Regions from separate parts of the Homo sapiens genome. Here region 2 is linked to region 1. A link is an interaction called in ENCODE POLR2A ChIA-PET data of the cell type or tissue named here. Cell type or tissue: PC-9. All regions are shown on one strand. Each heading gives the region's core, and the rest is flanking DNA. Links, peaks and the distances in the headings are about the cores only. Region 1 has its middle 55 kb from the start of LINC-PINT. Region 2 has its middle 110 kb from the start of LINC-PINT.

The links. ChIA-PET counts read pairs that join two places held together with the same protein. Peaks named below come from ENCODE experiments on the same cell type or tissue, not always from the same donor. Only the 100,000 strongest peaks of a DNase experiment are listed, where the experiment ranks them.
Region 2: POLR2A ChIA-PET joins it to region 1 with 13 read pairs; 5 of 35 experiments call an interaction of 5 or more read pairs at or near these places.

Annotation. Positions count from the first base shown.
Region 1 is chr7:131,158,388-131,171,345 of GRCh38, forward strand. It overlaps a transcript of MKLN1 not described here. Among named protein-coding and RNA genes, the nearest start is that of LINC-PINT, 55 kb to the left of the region's middle. RefSeq lists an enhancer at 5,462-6,661. In PC-9, for the core only: no CTCF peak of the experiment used is centred there; DNase peaks (open chromatin) are centred at 6,374 and 7,843; H3K4me3 peaks cover 1,753 bases; H3K27ac peaks cover 4,500 bases.
Region 2 is chr7:131,209,135-131,222,092 of GRCh38, forward strand. It overlaps a transcript of MKLN1 not described here. Among named protein-coding and RNA genes, the nearest start is that of LINC-PINT, 110 kb to the left of the region's middle. RefSeq lists an enhancer at 9,949-10,018 and a silencer at 11,902-12,102. In PC-9, for the core only: no CTCF peak of the experiment used is centred there; no DNase peak of the experiment used is centred there.

The sequences.
Region 1 (12,958 bases), core at 2,541-10,540:
CACGCCATTGCACTCCAGCCTGGGCTACAGAGTGAAACTCCATCTCAAACAAACAAACAAACAAACAAACTTCTTATTAACCTGTGTACATACTGTGCTTCAAGAGTAGGACTGAGTGCCATTCCTGAGGTGTCATTCCACTCTTTACTCAGGGGTTAAAAGTCTAAAGGTGACCCGCAGTCACATCCTCACTTTTTTCTCTAGATCACACACTTTCCACTGATGCCTAAAGTCTTACTGTTTAATGCCACCAGCTTCTCCCTCAGGTCAAGTATTCTTATTTTCTGTATTTCATTTTTCACTTTTCACCTTTATGAAAAGGACTGAGCACATGGTAGAATAGAAAATGGTGCAAAAACTGTTCAGTGAAAGGTGCATCTCATTTCCATCCAGGCTGCCCAGTGCCATTGGCCAGAATTGCCAACCATTTGTTCATTCACTCAGAAAGTGTGATGGGGTGCATTGTCTGTGCTAGCCACTGTTTGGGGTGCTTGGAATCTAGCAGCATACAAATAGATTAGATCCCTGCCTTCTAGTAGGGGTTGATGGGCTACAAGCAACATATATGAGCAAGTTATTATAGGGTAGGTTAGAAAGTGATGAATGCAGCCTGGGCAACATGGTGAAACCTTGTCTCTACAAAAAAATTTAAAAAAAAATTAGCTGGGTGTGGTGGCACACCTGTAGTCCTAGCTACTAGGGAGGCTGAAGTGAGAGGATCGCCTGAGCCCGGAGGTGGAGGTTGCAGTAAGCCGAGATCGTGCCACTGCACTTCAGCCTGGACAACAGAGAGACCCTGTCTCAAAAAGAAAAAAAGAAAAAGAAAGTGACTAATGCTATGGACAGAAATAAGCAAGGGTGGGGGACAGGCTGATCAGGTTCACTTATGAAATATCTATCACACAAGCTAAGTGTCCATCAACAGATGAATGGATAAAGAAAATGTGGATACACACACACACACACAGACACACACATACAATGGACTATTATTCAGCCATTTAAAAAATGAAATCATGTCATTTGCAGCAACATGGATGGAACTGGAGGTCATTTTGTTAAGTGAAATAAGCCAGGCACAGTGAGACAAATATCAAATGTTCTCACTCATATCTGAGAGCTAAAAATGTGGATCTCATGGAGGTGGAGAGTAGGATGGTGGTTACCAGAGGCTGGGAAGGGAAGGGGGAGTGGGGGAGGAAGGGATGTTGGCTAATGGGTACAAACATAGAATTAGATAGTAGAAATAAATTATAGTATTCAGCAGTACAGTAGGGAAATTAAAGTTGACTATAATTTATTATATATTTCAAAATAGCTATCAGGTTTCAAAATATCACATGTACCCCAACAATATGTACGACTATTATATATCAATTTTCTTAAAGTCATAAACATTATAATGGGAAAAAAAATAGTATATACCACTGGCCAGAAATTCTCCTGAGCACTTTACATATGTTAACTATCTGAATCCTCATAACAAGCCCAGGCACTCTTATCATCGTCATTGTAAAGGGAAACTGAGGCACAGAAGAGGTAGGAACATGGCTCAAAGTCACAAAGCGAATGAGTAATGAGACCTGGGCTTTCACACAGGCTGCCTGGCTCCAGAGCCCGAGCCTAGCTCCAGAACACTTCCGTCATCCTAGAAAAAAAAAACTCCCATGCCTGGTAGAGTCACTCTCAATTCTCTCCTAACCACAGACCCTGGCAACCACTTATCTGCTTTCTGGCTCTATGGATTTGCCTAATGTAAATATTCATATAAATGGAATCATGTAATATGTGGCCTTTTGTGACTGGCTTCTTTCACTGAGCATAATGTTTTCAAGGTTCATCCATATTGTATCAGTCCTTCATTCCTTGTTGTGGCTGAAAAAGATTCCATTGTATGAATATACCACATGCTGTTTATCCATTCATCAGCTCTTGGGCATTTGGGTGGTTTCCATTTCTTGGCTATTGTAAATAATGCTGCTGTGTACCTTTGTGTACAAGCTTTTGTGGAAATGTACATTTTATAATTTTCTTGGGTACATACCTAGGAGAATTATTCAGTTGTAAGGGAACTCTATGTTTAACTTATTTTATTATTATTATTAATTATTATTATTATTATTATTATTATTATTATTATTATTATTTTGAGACAGGGTCTCACTCTGTCACTCAGGCTAGAGTGCAGTGGTGCGATCTTGGCTTACTGCAACCTCTGCCTCCCAGGCTTAGCCTATTCTCCCACCTCAGCCTCCTGAGTAGCTGGGACTATAGGCATGTGCCACCACACTGTGCTTTTTTTTTTTTTTTTTTGGCATTTTTTGTAGAGACAGGGTTTCACCAGGTTGACCAGTCTGGTCTCAAACTCCTAAGCTCAAGCAATCCACCTGTCTCAGCCTCCCAAAGTCCTGGTATTACAGGCATGAGCCACCGCACCTGGCCCTATGTTTAATTTAACAAATCAACTTTTGATCACATGTATTACTTAGCTAAGCCTCTCTACTCAGAAGGGGAGAAGTATAGGAGCAAGTGGTTGCTTTAGCAAATGTCCTATCCTGTCCTATCAATATGATGGTGTCTCCTTCTTGGGGTTTCATAAGTCAGTACCCTGAAGGTCATTGACACTCCATGTGTGTATTTTCTATGCAGAACCCCCACGGAGGCCACTTTTGGTCGCCTTCTCCATACAATAGATGGGGAGTGACCATAAGGAAGTACCCCTTAAAGTAACTAAAGAGCTCAAGCTTGAGCAGTGGAACCTCTCCAGGTACTTCTAAGAGCAGGACAGACAGGGTCAGTCTAGAGAAGTGAATGCTTTGAGAAGATTACACAGTCCTCTAACAATAACATCCATGATGATTTTGTAGAATTCTCTATGCCTAGCATAATGCTAAATGAGTCACAGCCTTTTTCCTAGACTTGCACTCTCCGGTATGGTAGCCACGGGTCACATGTGGCTATCAAGCGCTTGAAATATGGTTAGTCTGAATTAAGGTATGCTATACAGGTTGAGTATCCCTAATCTAAAAATTCAAAATATAAAATGCTCCAAAATCCAAAACTTTTTGAGGACTATGATGCTACAAGTGGCATTGTTGGTGGTGACAAAGCCTGCTGTTCTCTGCTATTGCTGCTGTTTAGCAAGTGATACAGGTATTCTTTTTTTATTTTTTATTTTTTTTGAGACGGAGTCTCGCTCTGTCGCCCAGGCTGGAGTGCAGTGGTGCGATCTCGGCTCACTGCAAGCTCCGCCTTCCGGGTTCAGGCCATTCTCCTGCCTCAGCCTCCCGAGTAGCTGGGACTACAGGCGCCCGCCACCACGCCCAGCTAATTTTTTGTATTTTTAGTAGGGACGGGGTTTCACCGTGGTCTCGATCTCCTGACCTCGTGATCCGCCCGCCTCGGCCTCCCAAAGTGCTGGGATTACAGGCGTGAGCCACAATGCCTGGCCGTGACACAGGTATTCTAAGGGATGCTGCTGTGCTGATTAGTAACTCTGAACACATTGTTTTTTTCACTATTTTAATAGTATGTTATATATACATATATACACATATATATACGTGTGTGTGTGTGTATATATATATATATATATATATATATATATATATATGTAACAGAGTGATATACAAATATATATATATATATACACACACACACATATATATATGTATATCACTCTGTTACCTAGGCCGGAGTGCAGTGGCACGATCTAGGCTCACTGCAACCTCCGCCTCCTGAGTTCAAGCGATCCTCCTGGGTTCAAGCAGTTCTCCTGCCTCAGCCTCTGGAGTAGCTGGAATTACAGGCGTGCACCACCAAGCCCGGCTAATTTTTGTATTTTTAGTAGAGACGGGGTTTCATCATGTTGGCCAGGCTGGTCTCGAACTCCTGGCCTCAAGTGATTCAGCCACCTGGACCTCTCAAAATGCTGGAATTATAGGAATGAACCAACACGCTCATGGTGTGTTATATTTTTTACTGTTAAGTACTTATGTCTAAATAAACGTGAGAAAATGATTGCTTATCAGTAGCACATAAATGAGCGTCAGGAATGATGTTGCCAAACAAGCACAGATTGTCCCATGGGTGGTTGAGATAGTGACACCTTTGGTTTCTGATCATTCGATTGATAAAAACTTTGTTTCATGCACAAAATTATTAACAGTATTATATAAAATTACCTTCAGGCCATGTGTATAATATGTATATGAAACACACATGATTTTTGAATTTAGACTTGGGTCTTATTCCCGAGATATCTCATTTATGTATATGCAGATATTCCAAAATCTGAAATCCGAAATACTTGTGGTCCCAAGCATTTCGAATAAGAGATGCTCAACCTGTACGTGTGAAATACACATTGGACTTCGAAAACTTAGTGCAAAAAACAGAATGTAAAATACTCATGAACATTTTTTACATGTTGAAATGATATTTTGGACATGAGTTAAGTAAAATATAGCACTAAAATTAATTTTGCCTATTTCTTTTTACTTTTCTTAATGGGCTACTAGAAAATGTTAAATCACACATGTGGCTCACATTGTGGCTTCCATTATGTTTCTATTGGACAGCACTGGTTCTAGACAAGTCCTCACAGTTATCTTATCAGCTGGATGGTATTATCATCCTTCTATTATGGGTGAGGAAATTGAAGCTTAGAGCGCTTAAGTCAATTACCTATGATCATACAGCTGTGGCTTAAGCGCAACTCTGTCTCCAATTCTGAATTCTTACCCATTGCTCTAGGCTGTCTCCCCATAGTCCAGAAATGTAACCCAAGTGATAGAAAAATGGTTAGGATCATTAGCTGTGGCAAAAGGCTGTTTTCATATCTTCATTGTAGAGCACAGGAAAAATGGTCTATGAAGTTCTGTAAAGTAGAATTTAGGGTGCAGTTGGAGGAAATTGCCTATGAGAAAGTTTCTTAAATACTAACTCCTGTTTGTAATGGTTCGGGGCTCACCCACTGAGGATCGAAGGTAGAAGGAACTATTTCAGAGCTTGCTTTCATTTCTACGATTCTATCACAATTGACATTAGATTCACAGGTCAGCCTCTGCTGTAACATTCAGATTGAGATGGAGTAGACTGAGATGAATGAGTGCTTCATTTTCATCCCTTTTCCCTGTAAAGTGGAGGGTTTTAATTTCATCCCATTTCATTCGAATTTGTGAAAACCTCAATAGGACATTCTTCACAGCAATCCTGCCCTCTTCTAAGTTTCAGTGGAGAGGAGAGACAAAACTGTCAAGGAGAGAAACCATTCTCTGAAATATTAAGCCATTCTCTAAAATATTAAACCATTCTCTAAAATATATATTTTAACTTGGTAAAATCTTCTTTTTCCTAAGGGCATCAGTGTTCTTCGCTCACAAGTAACTCTCGTGTGTATATCATTAATGCTAACGATTACTAGTTGTTAAATGCTATGACAATTTTATTTGCATTTTACATATATTATACTTGTATATAACATGTATCACGGGTATAATTTACTTTTTAAACTTCAAATACCGAAGAGGATGCCCAGTTTAGAACAGTAGCTCCTTGGGCTATTTTTCCAAGTTGGGAAGGCAGGGGGAGGATTGGAATAATTGCAAATTAAGCTTTGCCACAGGGCCTCGTTCCCAAATGTTTAAACCCTCTCATATTATTAGGGGCTAAAAATGTTGCTAAGAGCTTTTAAACAGAAAAATAGACTTACTTGCTTTGTTTTTGTTTTTGTTTTTTCTTGAGACAGGGTCTCACTCTGTCACTGAGGCTGGAGTGCAGTGGCAAGATCTAAGCTCACTGCAACCTCTGCTCCTTGGGCTCAAGCAACCCTCCCAACTCAGCTTCCTGAGTAGCTGGGACTACAGGCACACACCACCATGCCTAGCTAATTTTTGTATCTTTTTTGGTAGAGATGTGGTCTCACTATGTTAGCCAGGCTGGTCTCAAAACCTTGATCTCAAGCAATCTGCCTGCCTTGGCCTCCCAAAGTACTAGGATTACAGGTGTGTGCTGCCACACCCGGCCACTTATTTGTTTTTTATTTCTTCCCCCAGACTACAACTTTATAGCTTACCAAGAAACATGGCAACTGGACTCCTATAAGATTAATGCAAGCCAAAAATCAAGCCCTAAGAAGCTAAAACGTTTCTAGACATATATGTGCCATTTTTTTTGTTGTTTGTTTCTATTTTATTTTTTATTCAGGATCAGATTTTTAGTGCCCCTTCATTAGGTTCACTTTGGCTTAAATAGCTACATGGAAAATACATTCCAGCATTTGTTTTTTGTTTAGTCACTCTTCCATAAAATTCCTTAGCGGTTTCAAATGTCATTCAGATGAGATGACAATGAATCATAGAAGGAAGACAGAGAGAGAATGGTATTGGGAAAGGGATAGGGAGCTGGGAATCAGATGACCTGAATTCTAGTTCTGTTGCAAGAACAAATTGGCAACAAGGCCCTGGAGAATTCAAGTCCACAAACCTTTCTTGGAAACCTACTATGTTCAAGGCATTGAAATAAGTGCTGTAGGAGCAACAACGATGAACAAGACACGGATCCTCAAGGAGCTTATCACCTGGCAGGAAGGAAAGTATATTCACAAAATGATAGTATAATGTGGTACAGAATGTGTGAGTAGTGGAATAGAACTTATGGGGCACAGAAGAAAAAAAACATCATTCCAGCCAGGGAGAGTGGGGATGGCTTCATGAAGAAAGTGATATTTGGGATCCCGGAAGTGTGGGTAGGATTTCTGGGTGGGGCTTTGAGGGAAGGGTGTTTTCGTTGTTGTTGTTTTCTTTTGCTTTTTTGAGACAGAGTTTCACTCTTGTTGCCCAGGCTGGAGTGTAATGGCGCGATCTCTGCTCACTGCAACCTCTGCCTCCCAGGTTCAAGCGATTTTCCTGCCTCAGCCTCCTGAGTAGCTGGGATTACAGGCACGCGATACCATGCCTGGCTAATTTTTTGTATTTTTAATAGAAACAGAATTTCACCATGTTGGCCAGGCTGGTCTCGAACTCCTGACCTTGTGATCTGCCCGCCTCGGCCTTCCAAAGTGCTAGGATTACAGGCGTGAGCCACCACGCCCGGCCCAAGGGAAGAGTGTTTTACACAGAAGGTGTAGGGAAGTGGAGACGATGTAAGCAAAAATGTACAGTAATAAAGTACAGAGCTGGTTCAAGGAACTTGTTAGGAAGGCACAGTTAATTCTGAATAAAACAATGGGAGATAAGTTTTGAGCACTAGATTAAGATCAAATTGTGGTAGGGCTTGAATTCCAGTCTGAAGAATTTAGACCTTTTGAGTGGTGAAGAGCAGGGAGACAAATAAGATAACACGAGTGATCAGCTTTGCTAGGAAGATTGTTCTAGCGGCACCGGGTGGTACGAGGGTGAGCAGAAAGGTAGAAGGCCGGGAGATGAGTTAGAAAACGGTTATGGGGCTAGGCACGGTAGCTCATGCCTGTAATCCCAGCACTTTGGGAGGCCAAGGCAGTCAGATCGCTTGAGCCCAGGAATTCGAGACTAGCCGGGGCAACATGGCGAAACCCCATCTCTACAAAAAATACAAATGTTAGCTGAGAGTGGCAGTGTGCACCTGTGGTTCCGGCTGTGCAGGAGGCTGAGATGGGAGGACTGCTTGAACCTGGGAGGTCGAGGCTGCAATGAGCTGTGATCATGCCCATGCACTCCAGCCTGGGAGACTCTGTTTCAAAAAAAAAAGAAAATGATTATGGTAGGCTTTTGGCGGTAGGAATGGACAGAGAAGGCAAATGCAAGAGACATTCCAGAGGGAGTATTGACAGAGCTTGGCGACAATTGGTTTTGGGATGTAAAAGATTACTATGGTTTTGAGCATTGGTGAGTCAGAGGATGGAGATGCTGAGACTGTAGGAGGTTTGCCGGGAAAGATGCTGAGTTTGATTTCGAGCACATTTAGCCCATTCCGAACACACTGGCTAACGTAATCATATAAAACACAGGCCAATTCCCAAATCCCCTCTGCTCAAAACCCTTCAATGCCTTCTCATCTTACTCAGAGTAAAAGAAACATCCTTACAATGGCTGATAAAGCCTTCAATGGCCTGGCTGCCCACATTGCCTCTGAGCTCATCTCCTTCCTTACCCGCTTCTCGCTGGGCACTGCCACCCTGGCCTTCTTGCTGTTCCCCAAACATTGCCCGACATGGGTCTGTCTTAGGGCCTTTCTTAGTGTTTTCTCTGCCTGAAACCCTCTTTCCTCGGGCAGTTCTTACACCTTAATCCCTCACTTCTTTTGGCTCTTATTCAAATATGTTTTGTTTTGTTTTTGAGACAGAGTTTCGCTCTTGTTGCCCAGGCTGGAGTGCAGTGGCACGATCTCGGCTCACTGCAACCTCCGTCTCCTGGGTTCAAGTGACTCTCCTGCCTCAGCCTCCCCAATAGCTGGGATTACAGGTGCCCACCACCATGCTGGGCTACTTTTTGTATTTTTAGTAGAGACAGGATGGGATTTTACCATGTTGGCCAGGCTGATCTCAAACTCTTGACCTCAGGTGATCTGCCTGCCATGGCCTCCCAAAATGCTGGGATTACAGGTGTGAGCCACTGCGTCCGGCCTAAGTATCATCTTTTTAGAAAGGCCTTTCCTGATCATCCTGTACAGAACAGCAACACTTCCCCCGCCACATCCCCTCTCTCCAGTTTCCTCTTCCCCATTGTACTGATCAGCATCTGACATACTATTTGTTTACTTGCTTATATCACAACCTGGAAACTGAAGCTGTAAAAAAAAAAAATTAATGAAATGATCCACTGTTTTCAAGGGTATGATGAGGTTTGCTACCTCATGAGTACACCATTACACCATTCTTGGGACTGGGCATTGTTATAATCCCTTTGAAAAGCAATTTGGCAGTAAGTATAAAGAGTCATAAAATGTCCATCTCCTGCAACGTTTTATGTTTTGAAAATTCTGAAAGTCAATTCTAAGAAGATAATCTAAAATGTGGAAAAGAAGGCCAGGTATGGTGGCTTATGCCTGTAATCCCAGCACTTTGGGAGGCTGAGGCAGGAGGATTGCCTGAGCCTAGGAGTTCAAGACCAGCCTAGGGCAACATGGTGAGACTCTGTCTCTATAAAATATAAAAAATTAACCAGGTATGATGGCACATATCTGTGGTCGCAGCTACTCAGGAGGCTGAGGTGAGAGGATCACCTGAGCCTGGGAGGTTGAGGCTGCAGTGAGCTGTTATGGGACCACTGCACTCCAGCCTGGGCAACAGAGCAAGACTCTGTCTCAAAAAAAAAAAAAAATAATGTGGAAAAGAAAACACACAGAAAAATGTATACTAATGTGATATTTATGATATCAAGAAATTGGAAAGATTCTAAACATCTAACAATATACAGAGATAGTTAAATTAAGTAAATTACTGTTCATTTACTTAATGATATATTATTCACTTGTTAAAAGGATAGTTATGAAAGGCTGGTTAGCAACAAGGAAAATGCTATGAGACAATGTTATACTTAAAATAACAGGATCCACAACTGTATACAGTGTGATTTCACGTATCTTTAAATATACACCTGAAAAAGGACTAGGAGGAAATTAACCCAAATGCTGATATTAAATGAATTAGGCTAATGGAATTATTGGTGACTTATTTTTCCTAAATCTTTTCAGTTTTCTGTATTTAGGTTATATCCTTTCTGTAATGTGCTATTTAATTTTTTATAATAATCATTTTTTAAAATACTCAAAAGAAACTGCTGTTACAACTAACTCACCACCATCTAGATGGCATTGTTGGGTATCAGTGGTAAGTGTGAGTCTCCAGGCTGTGGCTTCTACTTTTAGTTCTGAGGATCCTGACATCAATGGCTGGCCCTACAGCTCATTAGCCTCCCATGCCTCATTCCTCCGCTTTCTCACTCCTGACTCCTTCCTCTTTGCCACTCTTCCTGTATAATTTTAGGCTGTGTCTGCCTGATTATGAAGGACACAATTATGAAACAATAAAGGCTTTAAAAAAAAGCCACACAACTTGCCCCCATGCACCTTGACAATCTTTATGCATGGATTGAGGCTAAGCCACCATATTAATGTCCCCCTCTATTTTTCTCATCCTAGCTACCCCTGTCCCCACTGGTAGACATTAAGGATTCCCACTTTGCTGTTCTCTGTAGCGCTTACCACCACCTGACATATTATGTATTTACTTATTTATTATAATATCATGGCTGAGAAACTGAAGTGACTTAAAAAGGAAAAGAATTAATTCAATGTCTACCTACTAAGTGCCAGTTAAGCCTTTATGTATATTTTCTTTATGTATATTTTCTTTATGTATATTACCTCATTTTACCCTTGCAAGCCAGCAAAATAAGTATTACGTTTTAGTGATAAGAAAACTGAGGCTTAGAAAGGTTAAATAATTTGTCCAAGTTCACTTATGTAGGAAGTTACCAAATTGAAATTTAAATCGTTGTTTTCTTTTTTTTTTTTTTTTGAGATAGCATCTAGCTCTTCCACCTAGGCTGGAGGGCAGTGGTGCAATCTTGGCTCACCGCAACCTCCACCTCCTGGGTTCAAGCAATTCGTGTGCCTTAACCTCCCCAGTAGCTGGGATTACAGGCACCCACCACCACGCCTGGCTAATATTTGTATTTTTAGTAAGACGGGTTTCACCCTATTGGCCAGGCTGGTCTCCAACTCATGACCTCAGTGATCTGCCCTCCTTGGCCTCCCAAAGTGCTGGGATTACAGGTGTGAGCCACCTCGCCCGGCCAGCCACCGTGTCTGGCTGAAACCCTCATTTTCTCATCTAAAGTCCTATGTCCTTAGCCAATACACTAACAAACACACATCAATTATTAAGATAGCCTAAGTTAACTTATTATATAGGCATTGCCTAAGTGAACAATTGAATAACAGAATAATTCAATCTGAAACTCGTAATCAATTGATGCCCCAAATATCGTTGTATCTGAGTTAACCAGCTCATTGCTTCAGATTTTTTCTGCAATGTCTACAGTGTCTCGATAACTATTTGAGACCACAAAATTAACAGTTTGACTGTTAATTTTAACTACTTTGATTATCTGCAGTATTCTAAGTATTTATTTAGTAACTAAAACTAATTTTATCTGCTTTGATTAATGGCCTCTTTTGAAGGATCTGGAAGCTCTTTTTTGAGACAATAGAAAATTTTTTGATAAAGCAAAATTCTTAATTAAGTTAGATCCTTTCAACTGGTTAGTTAGACTTACGAATTGAGATTATTAATAGCAGACATGTAAGATGTCAAAAGGAATGTATTATCTAGTTAGGACTAATAGGATTTTAGAGAAAATTTTTCACAAGAAGAGATTTTTCCATTTAATAACTCATTTATTTTCAAGCAATAGTCTGTTGAATAAAGATTCTAAGCAAATTCACTGTAATGGGGATGAAGGAATTAAATAGAATTTCCCAAGAAATATTGTTCATAATGTTCACCATTATTACAGCTCAACGGTGTTCTTGTATGCCTGCTTTGGCTAAAGTCTCACATAGAAAACCCTTTCACCTAGGCATGGTGGTTGACACCTGTAATCCTAACTACTTGGGAGACTGAGGTGGGAGGATCGCTTGAGCCCAGGAGTTTGAGGCTATAGTGAGCTACGATCATGCCACTGCACTGTTGGATAACACAGCAGACCCTATCTTTATGAAAGAAAGAGAGAGGGAGAGAGAGAGCGAGCCATTGTAGCTGCTGACATAGACTTGAGGAGTCATAACATGATCACCCTCATCATAGCTAACAATTTTGAGAATTTACTGTGAGCCAGCCTTCACTGCATACTGCACTAAATTATCTCATTTTAATGCTCAAAATTCTATAAAGTAGGCACAAATGTTATACTCATTTTTAGATAAAGAAACTGAGGCATAGAAAGATTAAGTAACTTGTTCAAGGGACAGCATTTAACATAAAACACGGATATGTTATATTGGCTGTTTTGCCTTCTCTGTGATGCTGAGAAAATAACATTTTTTGAAGGAATTTCAAGTTCGACTTTACAGCTTTAATTTAAAAGGAAAAATGAAAGGCCTTTTGAATTGCTGTGGCTGTTATACCAGTGACTAATTCCATTGGAAAGCTGGTTCAGTGAGAGCTGAAATTTTAAAAGTCTGAAACATCTGAGAGAGTGGGTTCCCCTTGGCTAGTTGGTGCTTCCCTCACAACCTTTTCCCACATCAGCCTGTGCTGTAAACCTCCCTTTCACTCTGTGATGATTTCATCTCTGAGGGTTTGTAACTCATGGAGCTGTCCTTGGTCTGACAGGTCAGAGAAGAAAAGTTTTTGCCTGGGGTCTCTGGCTTCTCACAAAGTTGCTGCACTTCTCAACTGATTTATATTAATAGAAATCCACAAACCCACCATGTACAACAGATTGAGAGAATTCTTAGGAGAGTGCATGAAAACGCTGAAGTACTTCATCATAGTACATTTTAATTTTTCCCTGCATTGGAGCAGAGCTTTCCCATCTTAGATCAGGAAATGGGAAACCTAAAGTTCACTTACTCAATAAAATCAGGCTGGAGACCCATTTTGGGCAGTTCTAAATGCTGCAAAAGATCAAGATAACATTCCTCCCCTCAAAGATTTTACATGTCAGTGATAAGACACACATAAAAAAGTTAAACAACCCGACATCATAAAGAGATGAATCAGAAGCCAATAGGGTTCCAAGGATACCAAGTGTTTGAAATCCAAGGCAGGGTTACAGGGAGGAGGTCATTGGATGCTGAAATGGTGAGGGAGGTTTCTGGGGAGAGAGAGGAAACTTAATATAGGTCTTGAAGAGGAGAAAGCTAGCCACAGGACAGAGTGTATACTGTAACCCCACTTACCTAAAAATGAAGCAAAACAAAAACTGTATAGGTTTATTAAATGCAGTGAAAAAGAGTCGGAAGGATAACTAGC
Region 2 (12,958 bases), core at 3,104-11,103, 51 kb after region 1:
AGGGCCTAGGTGGCTGGAACTCAGTGGCAAATGCAAAAGTGGTACAAGATGAAGTTGGACAAGTGGACAGGACCTAGATCATTTAAGCATGGCTGGCCATGGTAAGGAATTTGGATTTTTAAGTGAGATGGGAAGCTCTCAGAAAGTTTTAAGCAAGGAAGTAATTTTCTGTTTGGGCAATGAATTGCAGAGAGCAAGGGTGGAAGTCCAGAGATGTTTAGGAAGCAATTACAGGAATTCAGGCCAACAATGGCGGCTTGGTCTAGGATACTAGCAGTGAAGATGAGGAGCGCTGGGTGTATGGGGTGTATGTGGAAGGCAGAGTCAATGGGACTTTCCGATGGCTTGTATGTAAGATATAAGAAAAAGGAACCAAAGATATGTCCTCTGTTATCAGCTCGGGCACTGGGTGGATGGTGATGCCATTTAGTGAGACAGGTTGGCTGGGAACAAGAAGTGTAGAAGACTCTGATAAATCCCTCCCAAATAGCTGTTCCTTTCTTCCTCCTTGCTAACACAGCCCTGACTTTGTTTAGGATGACAGTTTGTCCAGCTTCAAGTGATGAATTATGATTGCTGTCATTCAGTCATAATAATCCCATTCCCTTTTGCTAGATACTCAATCCCCTCATCTCCTTTGCAGCTAGGGGTGACTCATTTCTGGCTAGTAAGCCCTAAGTGAAAGCCTCTGGGGATAGATGTGGCTGTCCGGAATACCATCGCAATAGTTGGACCTATGGCAGCCATCTTCTGACTGTAAGACAAAAGACATGAGGATTAAAGACCAATACATGAGGTACGATAAAGTAGAAAAAAAAATTTACCTGATTCCTGGGTAGTATAGATGAGCAGCTGGGTCAACACCGGAAATCATCTATTGCCAAACATCTTGTTTATGAAAAAAGTAAAACTATTTGTTTAAATCTTGTTGTTTGATATAAGAAGGTTAAGGGAAAGAATCAGGAGTACTCTTCTAACCATGTTGGTTTGAGATGCCTATTAGATATTCATGTGAAAGTGACTGCCTAATTTCTTCCTTTCTCCAATGGAATAAAATTTTCTAGACCTTTTAAATCTTAGCATAGGATTATAGCACTAGAAAACATGAAGCATTGGCTGGGCATGGTGGCTCATGCCTATAATCCCAGCACTTTGGGAGGCCGAGGAGGGTGGATTGCCTGAGCTCAGGAGTTTGAGAACAGCCTGGGCAACACGGAGAAACCCTGTCTCTACTAAAAAATACAAAAAATTAGCAGGCGTGGCAGCGTGCACCTGTAGTCCCAGCTACTTGGGAGGCTGAGGCAGGAGAATGGCTGGAACCTGGGAGGTGGAAGTTGCAGTGAGCTGAGATTGTACCATTGCACTCCAGCCTGGGGGACAGAGTGAGACTGTATCTCCAAAAAATAAACATACAAAAAATTAGCCAGGCATGGTGGTGCACACCTGTAGTCCTAGCTACTTGGGAGGCTGAGGTGGGAGGATCACCTGAGCCTGAGAGGTCAAGGCTGCTGTGAGCTGTGTTTGTGCCACTGCACTCCAGCCTGGGAGATCGACTGAGACCCTGTCTCAGAAAAAGAAAGAGAGAAAGAGAGAGAGAAAGGGGAAGGGAGGGAGGGAGGGAGGGGAGGGGGGAGGGGAGCATTAAGCATAAAAGTGAATGAAGTTGAAGTGGCCAGGAGGGAGACCAAATTAGAAGCTGACCATCAACATATAAGACTGACTTCCCTATTATTGATAGGTTAGCAGGGTTGAAGTCGTTAAAATAGGAAATACAGTATACTGGGTTGGTGGGGAAAGCTCAGTCTGAGGAACAGGCAGGTTCCCACATTACCAAGTATCTTCCATCACCATGGTGGGGCAACACTGTCCTGGACTAGAGTATACATTTCTATGAAGATACCTTCTTACCTATATGACACAGTGTTCATGTACTGCTGTATTTCCTCTCCTGATATATAACAAATAATCTAGTGAAAATTTCCCACTAACTTACCCAGGGAACTATAAGTAGGCCAAATGAAGCTTTTAGCACACTTTCTGGTTGCTGATAAAAATCAGCAACTATAAACCCAATTGCTCCTATTTCCATTAGAGCTGCTTTCCAGAACTAGGTCTCCAGTTATGTACATTAAAAGTTTGCCAACCCACTTATTTTCTTCCTAAATACTTTATTATATGCAGGATGGCTTGGGCTTCATCTACAGCAAACAAATATATGTATATATTTGCCAGTGGGCCATCAGAAACATCTATTGATTGTCTATGTGTACAAGTAACTGAGTCTGCAAAATTGCCTTCAAAGGCTAAGTCTCTTGTATTCTGCCCTTACTGAGAGTCTGTACTCTCCTAAGGTTAATTGGCTTATCATATTCTGCTTTTGTGCTCCCTAGTTTACCATGATGCTTGGGGTTTTTGCCCCTACGCTTTTCACTTTGTCTTCCTGTAATTTATTACAACCAACCCTTGTGTTTTTTTTTTTTTAACAGTTTTGGATCTGCATTAATTTTTTAGTCCCCAGAGGAACACTATGTTCCCAAACATTATGTTCTGCACTCTCATGCTCATATCACTTTGTGTAGTGCCAGACACCTCCTGGGATCTCAAGAAATGTTGTTTCTTTTTAAAAGATGGGTGATTACTCTAGGAGGCTCATAAAAGATCTTTCTCAGTTGAGTTACTTTCACTGTTTATGTATCCCAAGTGGCTTAGGTCAAAATATTGGTTAATAGAAAGACTCCAAGTCTTTGGAGAAGCTTTACTAGTGTCTCCTCATCTCTGTAAAAGCAAAGATGAGTATTGAATGGTCTTACAGGAGTGTTGGAGAGAAATGATGAAAAGCATTAGAAATGAGAAGGCCTTTGTTGAAAATATGAAATGCCAGAGTGAAGACAGTATCATTATTCCCAAGCAGGCCTCAGTGTAAGCGGAGCTCTCTCCACCAATTGAAGCTGTTCATCACTACAAAGAATGGCTGTCCTGCAGGATCCTTTCTGCTGCTGGCTCCTACTGCAGAGAATAGAAACTTCTTTCTAAATACTGTATCCAAAATGTTTCCTCTTCTCTCAACTTCTCAGCTCTATCCAGGACACTTCACTGCTTTCCTCCAAGGCAAACTTGAACCTTCCTCTAAATTCCTTCCCTGAAGGCTGTTTTGAGGCAGAGGGATAGGACCATGGACAGAGGCTTAGCCTACCAATCACTCACACAGCAGGAAAGTCAATTCTCTTCCTACCAGGAATCCCTGGGAGAGGGTGTTTACATGAATAGACTCTTCTTTAACTATAGGTCACTTTTCCCTTCTCTAACTTCCTTTGGAGTGATGCTGTGTCTTCTAGAAACACTGACTCCTTCCAGCAACTCTCTGCTCCTTAGACATATAAGAAATACTCATTCTTGCAAATGCAGTTCTTAAAATATTTCAAAACATCTTCATTATAAAATATTTCAGGCAAACAGAAAACTATGAAAAATAGTTTAACAAACATCTATGTGTAAAACAGCTACCTTAGCTGGGCGCAGTGGCTCACGCCTGTAATCCCAGCACTTTGGGAGGCCGAGGAGGGTGGATCACCTGAGGTTGGGAGTTCGAGACCAGCCTGACCAACATGGAGAAACCCCATCTCTACTAAAAATACAAAATTAGCCGGGCATGATGGTGCATGCCTGTAATCCCAGCTACTCCTGAGGCTGAGGCAGGAGAATTGCTGGAACCCGGGAGGCGGAGGTTGCGGTGAGCCGAGATCGCACCATTGTACTCCAGCCTGGGCAACAAGAGCAAAACTCCGTCTCAAAAAAAAAAAACAAAAAACACCTACCTTAACAGATCTTAATTTTGACTTACTTGATTTAGGGTTTGTTTGTGAAAAGTCTTACAATACATTTGAGGCCCCTTACCTACCGCCAATCACATTCATTTCTCTATTTTTCTCCTTCCCTCTTTTCACAAAAGTAACCATTATCTGGAAGTTGCAATACGTGATTCCCATGCAACTTTTATACTTTTATATTATACATATATATACATAAACAATACAAAGTATTGTTTTGTGTTTGTAAAGTATAAAGGAAAACTATATTATGCTGTATATAATATTCTGCCGTGTATTTTATTCATTATTATTTTTTAGATGTGTTTATATTGCAGCCCAAAGAACTAAGCCATTACTTGTAATTGTTGTACATTATTCTCTTGCTTGAATATATACAGGTTACTTATCCTTCCTCTTGCCTTAAGGATGTGAAGGTTGTTTTTAGTTTGTTGTCAGTGATGCTATAACAAACAATGCTGCAATTAACATTTAAATACCGGTCTTCTGGTGCACACCATGTGAGGTTTTTCTAGGCCAGAGTCTGTCAACCTTGTATTATTGACATTTTGGACTAGATAATTCTTTGCTGTGGGAAGGATGTTGAGCAGAATTCCTCACCTCTAACAGCCAAGAATATCTTCAAATATTACCAAATATTCCCTTGGTGGGGAAAATCACCCTTGGTTGAAAACGATGAGTCTAGACAATTTACCTAAGGGAGGAACTACAGGTCTTAGGATTCATATTAATATACAGTACCATTTTGCTTTCCAAAAGTTCTGTTTCTCCACATTTTGCTAATTTTTGGCATTTTCAGAATTTAAAAATTTTGCCAATTTATAGGTATGAAATAGTTGATTATTTTTCTTATTGCTTCGCATGAGTTCTTTATAATTTTTGAATACTAACACATGGATGGTTTTATGCCTAGCAAAATATCTCCTCTCAGTCTGAGCTTTCTTTTTCTTGATGGTCTCTTTTTTAAAGTGGTAAAATGTATCCATATTTTCCTTTATGTTTTATACTTTTATGTTTTATTTAATAAGTTCTTCCCTACCCCAAAGGTGTAAACATAATGTCTTGTATTTTTTTCTAGAAGTATAAAGTTTTACTGTTCATATTTAGGTCTTTAAACCAACTTAAACTTACTGTGACATGAAACAGGAAATATGTATATAATTATTTCCACCCGCCTCAGCCTCCCAAAGTGCTAGGATTACAGGCATGAGCCACTGAGCCCAGCCCTCGTTCTCCTTTCTAGCCTCAATTATTTTCAAGTATTCATGGGTCCTCTGCCATAGTGCATAGTCTAAGCCCGTCATAGTAATCCCATTCCTTTGGGATTGGTTTTGGCACGGGCTTCTGTTGCATGTCTTGGCAATGAGACCTAAGTGGAATTGTGCTAGAGTGGGGTTGGGATGGGGTGGGTAAGTTTTCCTCATACTGAAAAAAGTACATGAGAAAAAGACTTGCCCTTCCTATGTTTGTACAAAGTTGGAGAAAAATGTGATGGCTGATACTGTAGCAGCCATCTTGTCACTCTGAGGGGACAAGCTGGAAACCAGCACACAGAGATTAACTAAGCAGAAAGATGAAAAGGTCCCAGGTCCCCATGATGCTGCTGTGCTGTTGAAGTAACCAATATTGGGGCTACCTATCACTGGACAGCCTGTAATCTGAAATAATAAACCTCTTATTGCTTAAGCCACTCTAAGTTGTATATTATTACTTTCCACCAAATGCATGTAATTTTTGACCCTTTCGTTTTCTACATGGACTTTGTAATCACTGTACCATGTTCCATAATCAGGTTGGGATTTTTCAAATTGGGTTTGCATTGAAATTAAATATTAACTTTGGGAGAACTGACATCTTTATGATAATGAATGTTTTAATTCATGAATATGGTATATGTTTCCATTTATTCAAATCTTCTGCAATGTTTTCCATAAGAATATTTTATATACAAAAGTACATGTTATATTTATTCCTAGACACTATATTGTTTATGGCTATTAAGTATGTTATCTTTTGTTTGCTAGTAAATGTTGTATGTGATAAATACTGAGATGTAGGGTTACAGTGGAATTTTGTATGTTGATCTTATACCAATCAGCATACAAGACAGAGTTTCGCTTTGTTGTCCCAGCTGGAGTGCAGTCGCTTGATCTCAGCTCACTGCAACCTCCGCCTTCTGGGTTCAAGCAATTCTCCCACCTCAGCCCCCACCAAATAGCTGGGATTACAGGAATGCACCACCACACCAGCTAATTTTTGTATTTTTAGTAGAGATGGGGTTTCACCATGTTGGCCAGGCTGGTCGTGACCTCCTAACCATAAGTGATCCACACACCTCAGCCTCCCAAAGTGGTGGGATTACAGGCGTGAGCCTCTGTGCCCAGACAATTGTTGTTTTTTTACAGACAGGGTCTCAGGCTATTGCCCAGCCTGGTATGCAATGGCACCACAATAACTCACTGCAGCCTCAAATTTCTGGCTCAAGGGATCCTTCTGTCTCAGCCTCCTGGGTAGCTGGGACTACAGACAAACATCACCACACCCAGCTAATTTTTAGATTATCCGGGGATCTTGCCCAGGCTGGTCTTGAACTCCTGGGCTCAAGCAATCCTCCCACCTCAGCCTTCCAAAGTTCTAGGATTATAAATGTGAGCCACTGAGCCCAGCCTGAATTGTCTTTTTAATTCTGATTTTATTTTCAGATAGTCTGTATGATATTCTTCATAAACGATTACATTATCCAAACAAGGAGAGTTTGTCTTTTCTTTTTCTCTACTGTGATGATGGAGATACCATGGATTCAGTCATGGAGGCCTGTAGTTGCTTGATCCAGTTTCCTGTCTGTGTCCTTTCTTCCTGCCCCATCATTCCTTCATGTAAAGCCTATTACCACATGCGGTCAGCTTATTTAGCCTAACAAGCCAGTTTGTTTGGGGGGGATAGGGGCTCTCAGTCTAGCCCATAGGTTCAAGCAGTGAACCTGGTTTACCACCCGCTCCCCTCACTCCATGCAGGTCACTGTTAGTTCCCTTTAAGGAGTCTAGACGCCCCATTCTAGCATCCCCTGCCTCTTTTCAGACCTGGAACCGAACCGGCCCATGTTTTTAGCCCCATTTATTGCTTTGCATTTCCGGTCAAAAGAAAAGTTTATATTTGGGCTGGGCATAGTGGCTCATGCCTCTAATCCCAGCAGTTTGGGAGGCAGAGGCAGGCAGATCACCTGAGGTCAGGAGTTCAAGACTAGCCTGGCCAACATGGTGAAACTCCCTCTCTACTAAAAATACAAAAAACTGTACTGAAAATACAAAAAATACAGGAGTGCGTGGTGGCGCACTCCTGTAATCCCAGCTACTTGGGAAGCTGAGGCAGGAGAATCGCTTAAAACCAGGAGGCGGAGGTTGCAGTGAGCCGACATTGCGCCACTGCACTCCAGCCTGGGCGACAGACTGAGTCTCTGACTCAAAAAAAAAAAAAAAGAAAAAAAAGAAAGTTTATTATATTTGGAGAAAACTGTGTCTTTTAATTTTTCTCCTTTATATTTTAATAACCATTGCTTTGTGCTTAGAGCTGAGCGAGTGCCTCAAAGGTTCAGCAATGCTACCTTGACCAGAAATCATAATTTCAATGTCTATTTTGTAAAGGATTACAGAACTAGCTTCTACTACTGCCGACACTTCATGCAGTAATTATCACCAAACACAATGCTACTCAATTTCTACAATGTCTTTCAGGTCCTTGTGCTTGGTAAACACTATACTTGTGTCTGTGTCTGTCACCTGGGTAATGGGAATGGAGATAAATACTATTTTCTGCACCCGAAAAAACTGAGGCCTCTTACTAACCAGACAGCCACAGGACTGTGAGTTCCTCCAATGATAGGGCTGTGCCTTTTTCATCCTGTGCCTCCTCACGAAAATAACTCAAACCAAACTCTGGGCCCATACCTGGCTTTATTCAACAAGATGTCCCATGAACTGAGGAGACCCCCTATTGAGTGCCCTCAGGATCTATGCAGTACCATGGCTTGAGGAAATGAGAGGCTAAAAAGACAGGAATAAGAACCATGATAGTTGATTTTAAGCAAAATAAGTGAGAAGGAATTGTCGATGGCATTTCATCTAGAAAGTGAATTTTGATTGAGATTTAGATATTTTTTATATGAATCCCCTTATATAAACTAGCTTAGTATATAAATATAATCAAAATAGCATTCATTAAAATTGCAAAACTTATTTATTAAAATATGTAAAACAGCCAGCTGCAACAGTAGTGACTAAGAAGTATAAAAATAAATTATTTTTTTCAACAAATACAAATATGTATTGAGTTCCTACTATGTGCTTACACAGTACAGGAAATGGGGATACAAAGATAAATAAAACAGATCCCTGTGCAACTAAAAATCCAGTTGGGCCGATTGTTGGGCAAATAAATCATCCAAATATGATGGGATAGCTTGGGCACAGTGGCTCACGCCTGTAATCCCAACAGTTTGGGAGGCTGAGGCAGGCAGATCACCTGAGGTCAGGAGTTCGAGACCAGCCTGGCCAACATGGTGAAACCCTGTCTCTACTAAAAATACAAAAATTAACCAGGTGTGGTTGTGGGCACCTGTAATCCCGGCTACTCAGGAGGCTGAGGCAGGCAAATTGCTTGAACCCGAGAGGCAGGCGTTGCAGTGAGCCGAGATCGTGCCATGGCACTCCAGCCTGGGCGAAAGAGTGAAACTCTGTCTCAAAAAACAAAACAAAACAAAATATGATGGGATAGGCTCCTTAAAAGAGTGTTAGTTTGAAGAAATACTTGTACCCCTGTGTTCATAGCAGCATTATGCACAATAGCCAAGAGGTGGAAGCAACCTAAGTGTCCAATGACAGATTAATGTGTAATCGCCCAACCGGGTTCTTCTTGCCTGCTGCCCAGAAAAGTCAATGCAAAACTAGCAGGTTCTGCAGCAAAGAAAGAGTTTAATAAATGTGGGGCCAGCCAAATGGAAGGACAGGAGATAATTCTCAAATCCGCCTCCCCAAGAATGTGAGGGCTAGGGTTTTTCCAGGATAGTTTGGCAGGCAGGAGCTAGGGAATGGGGAATGCTGATTGGTTGGGTTGGGATGAAATCATAGGGGCTTGAAAGTGTTTTCTTGCACTGAGTCAGTTCTCGGGTGCAGGTTATGGGTCTGAGTGGTGCCAGTTGGTTCATACGGAATACAAGGTCTGAAAAATATCTCAAATACCATTCTTAGGTTTTACAATAATGATGTTATCCATAGGGGCAATTGGAAAAGTTATAAATCTTGTTACCATTCGCTACATGACTCCTGAGTAGTAAGTAGTTTTTAAAGGCAAGTTATAAAACAATGACTGATTAGAGTTTAATTATGTGTATATCTTAGCAGAATTCAGACCTCTGTCACAATTCTAACCTTGTGGACTTACGTTAGTTATATGAAAGTGGTTTTGGTCCCTGAGCAAGTAGAGGGGGTTAGTTCAGGAAAGAAGTATCATCGTCTTTGTTTTGAAGTTAAACTATGAACTAAATTCCTCCCATAATTAGCTTGGAATGAGCAAGTTAGCCTGTGAGGTTAAAACAAGATGTAGTTAGTTATGCTACATTTCCTTCACTGTCGTAATTTTTGTATAGGTGGTTCCCAGTGGATAAATAAAATGTGGTATGTGCATACAATGGATTATTATTCAGTCTTAAAAAGAAAGGAAATTCTGACACAGGCTACAACATGGATGAACCTTGGGAACATGATGCCGAGTGAAATAAGCCAGTCACAACAAGACAAATACCTCAAGGTCTCTCTGACCTTCCAACCTTCCCCCCGACCCCCGACCTCTACCAAAGAAATTGAAGTTCCTTTATCTGCCTGAGATCAGTCTTACCAAGGAGAACAAGCATTTTCTTCCCCTCTCCGGAAGACCAAGAATGTAACCACAGATGAACAGACCCTTTCACAAGATAGTGCCTGTCTTTCAGACTCATTTATGAGACTAATTTATGAGTGTGATTACACTCATGTGAAGTATCTAGAATGGTCAATTCTTAGGAACAGAAAGCAGAATGGTGGTTGCCAGAAGCTGGGGGAGGAAGGAGAAATGAGAGTTGTTTAATGGGTACAAAGCTTCAGTTTTGCAAGATGGAAAATTTTGGAGATTGATGGTCCAACAATGTGAACACACTTAACACAAATGCACAGTAGACTTAAAAGTGGTTAAGATGGCAAATTTTATATTTTGGGTATTTTTTACCACAATTTTAAAAATGTTAAAAAAAAAAATAGTGTTAGCATCCAGAGGGCAGAGGCATTTCTAACATCTTGCAGAATGCCTGATATAATAGTAGGCACTTGATAAATATTTTGCCTCCCCTTGGTTTCTGTGCCCCATCCTGTGTCCTACACAACAGGACAAAGGCCAAGTCGTTCTGTGAGCCAATTCAGCAAACAAAGGCACTTCTCTCTCCAAGGCACAGAGAAGAATTTCGAATATTTGTGATTTGAAATTTGTCCTGGTCACACCAACTATTCTTTACTTCTCAGATATGCTTATCTGAGTTCTTTTGGCATTTAACTTGTCTAAAGATAGATACTGTTTCTACTTCCCAAAACAGAATTGTGATGGACTTTGTAAGGAAAAAAAAAAAGTGGGAGGAAGTCTGTGAAATGAAATCATTATTAGGCCATGGTACAAATGGCTGTCGGGCCCTGGGTTCAGCCCAGCACAGGAGGAAGGGTGAGGTAATTAGCATGGATTTGCAATTCTGCAGCTCGCTTTTGTTCCCTCCCTCCACTGGCTGTGTCTGATTCTAGTCACTGGGTTTATTCTCTTGTGTTTGTTTTTTTCACTTGGCCAAAAATAGAGAGACAAAAAAAGTTTCCTCATACTTACTTCAGCTTTTTACTTTTTTCCTTGTGTGTTTGGTTTCCTCTTACGTGATCCTTCCTTCTTCCTGCCACCTGCTAGTTTCTCTATGGTGGGGCTCAGAAACCAACATCCCACAATATGGCGCACTGACATGCCGCACTGAGGAATCCTCAAGGTCTCTCTGACCTTCCGACCTTCCCCCCTCACCTCCAATCTCTACCAAAGAAATTGAAGTTCCTTTATCTGCCTGAGATCAGTCTTACCAAGGAGAACAATTGTTTTCTTTCCCTCTTTGGAAGACCAAGAATGTAACCACACATGAACAGACCCTTTCACAAGATAGTGCCTGTCTTTCCACTCATTTATTATTCCAATGAAAACTATTTACAAGTTAATTTCTAGTCCCCATCCTATCATTCTCCCTAGTAATCATTTATTGCCCCTCAACAGAATTCTCTTTCTCCCCACTCCCATAACCTGTTTTATAAGGATCAAGCCCCCATTTTTTTCTGTAACCTCAAGACGGTATCAAAGCTTCTGTATCTCATTGGGAAGCTGGATCTTCATTCTGAAGGCCCTTGTATACATGTAACCGTAATAGGTTCATTGCCCAATGCCCACGCAAGTCAATATACCGAGACACCTGGTTGGAGCAGAGAAAGAGGTTTAATCATAGGGTCACTGAACAAGGAGATGGGAGAAAAACTCAAACACATCTCCAGGAGGAATTTGGAGTTAGGGTTATTAAGGGTTTTGGAGTGGGCCAGTGTGGAGGTCATCAGTTGGTAGAAGAGTGTAGCGTGACATCATGGGACAGGGAGATGAAGCAGCTATTCGCTCATGCTGATCCTCTTCCTCTGTGGGGGGTCTTCAAATTGGTTGCTAGAATTAGAGGTCTAAAAAACATCTTAAGTGATCCTTAAACAAAAGCCTTATGATTGATTCTGACGTCAGATATCCCGTCTGGAGGAACAGAGAGGGTACAAATCTTCAGTATCTAGTGACTTTTAGCAACAAGGAAGTGGGCCAAAGTGCAGCCTGATTAATGCTTATATTTAATTAATGATATTATATAACATATTATGTAATATATTCTATGAATGCACTATGAAATACCTGTATTTCTGTCCAGAACCTGGCATGCAATTCTTGTCAACCCTGTGTGGGTAGTTTCATGCATATGAAGTCAATTTGTATACCTTTTCTCCCATGTTAATCCATCTGCCTCATATCAGTGATTTTGCAGCAAACCTTTATCTGCTTTTCCTACCTTTCTCAAGAATAGCTTTTCCTTGTGTTCTGTAACCCTGGCTTGGTGCACAGTATGCGTGATGGACAGGTTGAGTTGCAACACTTGGTGACAGTACAGACATGGAGCCTGGAAAGGGCCTGCGGGGTTTGAATTGAGGGATGCCCATTTCTGGTCCAAGCCCTGGGTGGAGCTCCCCATTGTTGGTTCATGGCCCTGGGCGTGCACATGGCCAAGAAGCAGAGTAGAGCAGAGGTGCCCTGCCTAGTGCTGGAGGAGAAAGGTGTCCAGGCATCTTCCAACCTCCTCATGCCAGTATGCTGAGAGGGTAAGTGCAGGACAGAGCCAATGGAAGACCTCCTTAGACTGGGTGAATCATGGAACCAACTGAGGTTTCCATTCTGGAGATTTGATCATGCCACTTTTTTTTTTTTTTTTTTTTTTAAAGACCGAAGTCTGGCTCCATCACCCACGCTGGAGGGCAGTGGCATGATTTAGGCTCACTGCAACCTCCGTCTTCTGGTTTGGATGATTCTCCTGCCTCAGCCTCCTGAGTAGCTGGGATTACAGGTGTGTGCCACCACACCCGGCTAATTTTTTTTTTTTTTTTTTGTATTTTTAGTAGAGGTGGGGTTTCACCATGTTGACCAGGCTGGTCTCGAGCTCCTGACCTTAGGTGATCCACCCACCTTAGCCTCCCGAAGTGCTGGGATTACAGGTATGAGTCACCATGCCCGGCCTCTTGCCACTTTTTAAATGTAACACTTAAATAGTTCTTGCTGTGTGACAGACACTGTTCAGACACTGTTCTAAGTGCTTTTATTTTATTTATTTATTTATTTTGACATGGAGTGTTGCTCTGTCGCCCAGGCTGGATTGTGGTGGTGTGATCTCGGCTCACTGCAACCTCCGCCTCCTGGGTTCAAGCAATTTTCCTACCTTAGCCTCTTGAGTAGCTGGGACTACAGGCATGCACCACCATGCCCGGCTAATTTTAGTAGAGATGGGGTTT